Regions from separate parts of the Homo sapiens genome. Here region 2 is linked to region 1. Evidence: chromatin contacts called from ENCODE Hi-C or POLR2A ChIA-PET data. All regions are on one chromosome and are shown on one strand. The core of a region is the stretch at or near the end of the contact, and the rest is flanking DNA. Distances in the headings are between cores, read along the strand shown. Region 1 overlaps KLF12 (KLF transcription factor 12). Region 2 overlaps KLF12 (KLF transcription factor 12).

What was found. Hi-C counts contacts between places; a loop is a spot of excess contacts on that map. ChIA-PET counts read pairs that join two places held with the same protein, here RNA polymerase II (POLR2A). Pooled maps may share reads with other maps.
Region 2: a loop to region 1 is called in a map of CD8-positive, alpha-beta T cell, with 2.1 times the contacts of the local background. The contact joins two enhancer-like sites. A Hi-C loop is called at or near these places in 4 of 168 maps with a recorded cell type or tissue (CD4-positive, alpha-beta T cell, CD8-positive, alpha-beta T cell and naive thymus-derived CD4-positive, alpha-beta T cell), 2 of 37 single-sample maps with no recorded cell type and 12 of 50 pooled maps. POLR2A ChIA-PET finds 5 or more read pairs at or near these places in 4 of 52 experiments (CD4-positive, alpha-beta T cell, CD4-positive, alpha-beta memory T cell, CD8-positive, alpha-beta T cell and 1 more).

Annotation. Positions count from the first base shown.
Region 1 is chr13:73,764,762-73,768,019 of GRCh38, reverse strand. It overlaps KLF12 (KLF transcription factor 12), which reads left to right. Exons shown (of 8, transcript NM_001400136.1): 6 at 3,020-3,082. Among named protein-coding and RNA genes, the nearest start is that of LINC00393, 100 kb to the right of the region's middle. RefSeq lists enhancers at 1-535, 1,529-2,029. Within about 2 kb of position 1,804, at least 33 of the 41 ENCODE cell types and tissues checked have a DNase peak (open chromatin) inside an H3K27ac peak, as active enhancers do; they include CD4-positive, alpha-beta T cell and CD8-positive, alpha-beta T cell, where a contact is called at or near this core.
Region 2 is chr13:74,061,539-74,064,796 of GRCh38, reverse strand. All of the region lies in intron 1 of KLF12 (KLF transcription factor 12), which reads left to right. Among named protein-coding and RNA genes, the nearest start is that of KLF12, 71 kb to the left of the region's middle. Within about 2 kb of position 1,781, at least 22 of the 41 ENCODE cell types and tissues checked have a DNase peak (open chromatin) inside an H3K27ac peak, as active enhancers do; they include CD4-positive, alpha-beta T cell and CD8-positive, alpha-beta T cell, where a contact is called at or near this core.

The sequences.
Region 1 (3,258 bases), core at 555-3,054:
CTGTGGTGCAGATAGTAAAGTGGGACCAGTATCCTTCCCCCAGCAATTCATGAGTGCTGATGATTTGTGTTGGGAATCAAGATGTTGCATCCCACCTCCAGTCACCAGGGGGTGCCACTCAGGTAGGTTTATGAAAACATTGAAAACCAGAGTGATGGTATTCTCTTGATTAACTATAAATGGCAGTCATTAAGATGCAAGGTTTTGAGAGTCAGGTTCTTTGGTGCTTATACCCAAAGAAGAAAGAGCCGTTTTTGTATTAAGTCATCTAAAAAGTTCTCATATGCTTAGCAAGAAAGCTAAATTAAGCTCTGCACTGGGTAAAATTATAAACATGCTCTCTGCTCCAGATGAGTAAGTGTATATAAATAGAACAGTTGGTACACATGGCCCTAATGGTATAGCTTCCCTGTTTTCTATGTAATGTAAATCACCAAATGTGAGCATTTCTACCTGACAAACTGTCAGTCTCAGAAGAGCACATTCAATACATGTTACACAACAACCAAGATTGCCCTTTTGTTCAGCGTGGTGTTTTTTCTTTCCACATCCAGCAGTTAGTACTAAGGCCTGAACCCCTTAGTTACAGAACAAAGTGGCTTAGCAGTAATCGAGCCTGTGTGAGGCTAAGGGAAGAATAATGAACATTCCCTGCAAGCTTCCTGCCTAGATGCAGGTGCAAGAATCAGGAGGTCATGAATAATGCATGACATGCAGATTAGGTGGTGGTTTCTCCTACAGAGGTTTTGACGTTGCTACCTGCCTGGCTTCTATATGTGGAAAGAAGGCAGAAGATGGCAAAAAGTGTCACAGGTTAAAGACTGAGCTCAAAAAAACATGCCATATCCTTTTGAAGAAATAATATATAGGGGGTTGGTGAAGTGCAAGGCTTATGGTCTACTTTATCAGATGAAGTATGTGCCAAGTTATCAGTGTACTTATTCCCTTTGAGGACAGAAATAAAGCTTTGTTGATTTACCTTTTTAATTTAGGAAACCTTGTAATTATTTGTTCATATACACAATCAGGACTTCTTTTCCAAAGACTTTCCTAAGGAATTCTTTTCCTGAGACTGCTAAACCATTATAGAAATTCTCCATTTGCAGTATTTGATCTATGGATCAGTGAAATTTTCCTAAAAGATACAAATACCTAGACAATGTTGTAATTATGGATTAAACAGACTCTCTTTTTCTTCACTAATATATGCAATAAACAGCATCAATAAGAGAATACTTCTGTCATTAAACTTCACCCAGTGGAATTTTCATGATGAAATAGTTTCTTTGTACTCCTAGGGTTAAGGAGGGGACAATATAAAAAGTAAATGTGTAAAAGATAGAGAACAAATTAAAGAACTGTGAGTATTTGGGGCTGATTAAACTTTATTTAAATAGTTAGGATTCTGATACCCCAGTGAGGGTATAGGGAAAGTTCAGGAGAATTTCCTGCACTTCCTCTTAGGTCAGGGGGCTTTAACTGGGGAGAACTTTTTTGGCTCAAATATCCATTTTAAGGATTGTATTTCAAGCAGACAGAAAGTAAAAAAGTAAAAGAATAAAAGAGGAAAAAATTACGCTTGCTGCCTTTCGTATAATTTTTATGTACTATTATTGCGTTTTCCCCCTCTTTGTCCAATTTAGGATACTGGATTATGAACTGGCTTTCATTTCTAGCTGAGTCTGTCATTTCCACTAGGCCCCAGTTTGGCTGGACGCCGAGACCAACAGGTGATCCTTGTAGCTGCAAAACAGCAGGAAGTGGGCCGTGCTTGAATGAGACAGTTCACCAGAGGGGCTGTCTGGCCTCTCTCCATCTTTCTGCATAATTAACACCCCCTCCCCCATGCCGAGCAGAAAATCTGTGCTGAGCAGCTCAGCTGCAGCAGCCATTGAGAAGCGCTGTGAGGAAAAGAATGTTAATAAGGGATGTTGGAAGAAATAAGCCTTCCGAGTGCAAAGTGCAGTCTGGCTCTGGGTTTAGGGAAAGACTGCAGTTGGCCCTTAGGCGGGGCTGGAACTGCATTATCTGTTTTGGAATGATTTTCACTTATTAAACAACTACAGAGAACTGGGTTTCTTACAAACCTTGGTTCTAACTGGACTTTAAGACCAGTTTTATATCCCCATTTTTTTTCTTGTAAATAAGAGCAATGTATGAAGCATAAAGGGTGAAGGTAATACAAGCTAAGACTGCTTGGATCTCACAAATCCTGGCTAAAGACAGACCATAACAGGAAGCTGGCAGCCGGAAGTAGGGCGTATTGTTTTGCCGGTTAGTGACCCACAAAGAGGCGGAGGTTTACTAGCTAGGCTTTGATTAGAAGATAACAGCAGTTCCCGGAAGCTTTAAGCTGTTTCCAGTGGATAAGTCCAATCCTGGAAGCTTGGAAAGCAATATATTCTTCACTTCTCCTTTATCTGGCTAAAATTTTGAATTGACTTTACTTTCTTCAAAGTCCAGTGTAGCACATCACTTCCAGAATGTACTCCTCCTAGGAGTACCTGTTCACCCTTCCTTCCTTCCCTGTGCCTGCAGATTCTGTCACAGCACATTTGAATAACGTTGTTTGCTTCCTAGAGTTTTAAATGTGGTAGAGTGAAGGAGAGGGCACTTAGACACCTCTTTGTGCCCACCCTCATGGGAACAGGTACAAAGAGGGCTCACTGAACTCAGGCACCATACCTTAGATAACTTTTACCCACCCTTGTACCTGGCAAGGGTTAGGTATTCAGTCACTTTTGTTGGACTGAATGAATGCATCAGTCCTGCCTCTGGGAGTCTTCAGAGTGAACATTATGACAGACCTGTTGTCTTGAGAGTGGTTAAGAAGGAAAAAAGGACCACAGATTTGCAGGCGTAGGAATTTAATTGCATCATTTACTAAGAGGGGTTCAAGTTCTGGGGATTTTGTATTAAGCAATTCTAAAAGAAATTATTTATAAAACATGCCATTTTTTTAAATTTGCAATTGGGAATATGCTTTTTCAATGACTGGATTATTCTTCTCTGTCTACAGGGTACATCCGTCCCCAGTATCAAGGGTCCGGGGCAATCGAATGAATAATCAAAAGTTTCCTTGGTGAGTATACAGTCTAATATGAGTATTTGTAGGTCTTACGGGAAACTTTAATAGGGCTTATGTTAAAATTAAGAGAATTAGTCCTACTTCTCTATACAGAGTACATACCTGCTAACTGGACTATGCGGTCTTCCTTTCCTCTGGACAGTTCGAAATAAATATTGATAGAGTTCCTT
Region 2 (3,258 bases), core at 532-3,031, 300 kb before region 1:
ACAGTGTGAGATTTTTAGATCTAAGGTCCTTTATGGTCTAAAATTTGATGGTTAGTACAGTCAGCATCACAAACTACTCAGCCTATTTCATTCCTCTGTGAATTATTGTGTCTGTAATGACATTTATAATTGACCTTTCAGCATTCAGAATCTCCATTGTGTCTTTGTTTATTAGCCTCTACAGCAGAGAGACATGATAACTCTTAATTTCAGGGTCATGTCTCTGGACTATGTCCAAAATGTCCCTGGTTATTATAATTCTGGACTCCAATGCTTCTTTGGATGTATCATCAACACCAAATTTTGTAAGTCACTGGATTAACATAAACAAAACGATTGCAGCCACCCATGTCTCATTTTGCTAAAGTTATGTGACTTTATAATACTTAATATTGAGTGAGTGAAATCCACGAAGACACTGTTCATGCCTGTAGAAAATCATATGTAATACCTGCTACATGCAAGGTACTAGGCAAATGTTTATGGAATGAACAAATCATTGTATGGTAAAATGCATTTTAAAAATATACAGTTATATATGAGCCTATGTGTTCTCTGAGAATCCCTGTGATGTTTTTCTTGGTGATGGAGAGGGGTGGTTTTCCATCATCACCATTGCAAGATGGCAGTGGTATTTAGATGCTGTTTGTAATGGACAGATAGTGAGAGGAACTGAGGGGTGCTGGGAATAGAATGTTTGTGATTTTTTTCCTCTTTTGGGGACAGGGATATTGCACCCCTTTTAGAGGAACCATCTTAAACCAGTGAACCAAATTATTTTATTAGCTCATGTCTATAGAATCATATGGAAGCTTCTTCTTTGGGCATAAATTTTGTGTCCACAGGGCACTGAAGCAGTTAATCTAAATGCTGTCTTTTGGAATCAAAGGGCAGCTTGGGCACAGCACTGAATTAGGAAACTGGAACATCAGAAAGTTCTAGTTTTCTTGCAGTATTTTTTTGCTAGTATGTGGTAATTACAAAAGGAAGTGAAAAACTATAAGGGAAAATTATAAATACTAAAATAAAATTTGGTAGTCTAATACAGAACACCTTTTTTAGTGCATGAGTACCTTATACTGTAAAAAAAATTTCAAATCTATTTGAGTATTAATCACTAAAGTTTGCTGTGATTACAGGACATTGCCTTTAAAGGCCCCCTGTCATTTTATGCTGAGTACATGTAGTGGTAGTTAATTTTTACTTTGATATTTTCTGTTGACCTCCTTACTTGTGGGAAAGGAGTAAACCTGAGAAATAAGACATTAAAATCTTGGCTGATTATCAGTTATTAATACTATTCTTGAGGAAGATATTTGGCCCTAAGATAAATGAAATATGAAGGTTGTTAAATAAGGTTAATTTACCTAGCAGTTTTGATGTCCTTGAAGGTTAGCATAGGAAATAATAGTGCAGTCTGAATGCATGGTATTGGCTTTAGGGTAGCTCTTTAGTTCAAGCCTCCTTAAAGCATTTTGAAACGTTTGCATTAAGTTTGTGCTGAATTGACTCCCAGAAAGGAGACTTCTTCCAGAGTCAAAATGAAACTAAGTATTCATATTAGAGGATGGTGGGGAGAAAAAAAAATGTCTTCCACTCAGGAGCAGACTGCATTAGAGTTCTGCCAACTGGCCTGTTTGTGAGAACTAGTGAAGTCATCAAGCCTGAGCTATTTTAGCACCCTGACATGGTGCACCGAGGCAGCTGGAGGTGCGGCACAGAGGAAGCTCGGAGAGAGAGGTTTTTCCGAAGCAAAAAATTTTCCTGCTGACTGACAGCATCACCATTTCACACCGGCTGGGGCTCTGACATCTCTGGGAAGCATGAGGGCTTGTGTAATGGCCCACACAGAAAGTGGGTGAAGAGGATCTCTAGCCTTTTCAGGTTATTTCAAGTGGGGTCTCATTGTCAAGGGACCAACCATCCAACAAAATAGGTTCCTGTGGGTTAGGAAAATGGTGATGGTGAAAAGCTGGAGATGAAATCTTTTGTTTCTAGAGCTAGATGGATTTTTTCGTTTTTCTTTTTTAACACAAAAGGGTCAGAAATGCAAAGGATGCCCTTTGCTGACACAGCTCTGTAAGAGATTACAAGCAAAACAAAGACAGATTTATAGATAATTTATCAGCATATTGAAGACAAATTGAATATCATGCTGCACAGTAAATTACTTCAGAACAACCCCAAAGTGGAAGAAAATACTTGTAAATTGCATTTTTAAGCCCTTAAGAACAAGTTCTATCACTTGTTTAAAAAAATTGTTTTGTAACATGAAGTGCATTTTAATTGTCTGACTATGAACTCTTGCCTTATGGGCTCAGTCACTAAAGATGCTTAAGAGAAAAGCATAAATGAATACTTGATTGATCATAAAATCATCTACAGGATGCTGTTTTAACCACTTCCGAAACGATCTAAAAGTGTACACAGCTTCATCCCTTTAGAGACTTAGAAAAAGTCCAGATACATCAACCAAATAGAGACAAATATAGAGAAAATGAGAGACTAAGTTTTGAGTGTAAGAAATTAACTCATTTTGAGCTTCACTGATGAAAAGCAAGATTTTAAAACAAGAGGTGCTCCATGATGAGTCGTTTTTTACAATAAGGAATGAAGCAAAGCAGACACTCTTTAACATGGGTGCACTCAGGGGTCAGGGCTATGAAAGCTGCCAGAATTCAACCCTGATTTAGCAATGAGAAGCCAGAGACAGGAAGCTGCCTTGTTTATTAGAAATAGGGTAACCACAGTCTCAAGACAACTGAGGAAGACTCTGCTGGCACTTTTCTTCTGAAAGCAAGCACTAGTGCAAAAAAACCCCACCAAAGTATGTAGTATAGGTGTTTATATGTGACTAAGGCTTATGTATTCATATATTCTTTTGTTTACTTCTTAAAATTTATGGTTAGAAAGGCACAACTTTTATATTTTTTCCAGTTAAAAGTTTCAGAAAGCTATCATATAACGTCAAGGTATAAAAATCATGTGTGACCTTGATTTCTACAATACTTTACGTATTCAAAGTAGTTGAACCTTTATTTAGGAGGATGCTTCCTTCAAATTAAAGACTTTTGCTCAGAGAGTGCCACCATGTTTCAGTGGGAAAAGGATCAGATTAGCCTCGGGATACTTGGAAGTTATGGCAGAGGTTGCAGAGTAATTTTTCATTATTTGCTAGAACTTGGGACATCATTGGGATTGTTTTTAATCACAGGTGAAGAAACTGAGACCCCAGAGTGTTTTTTTTATCTGTGGTCT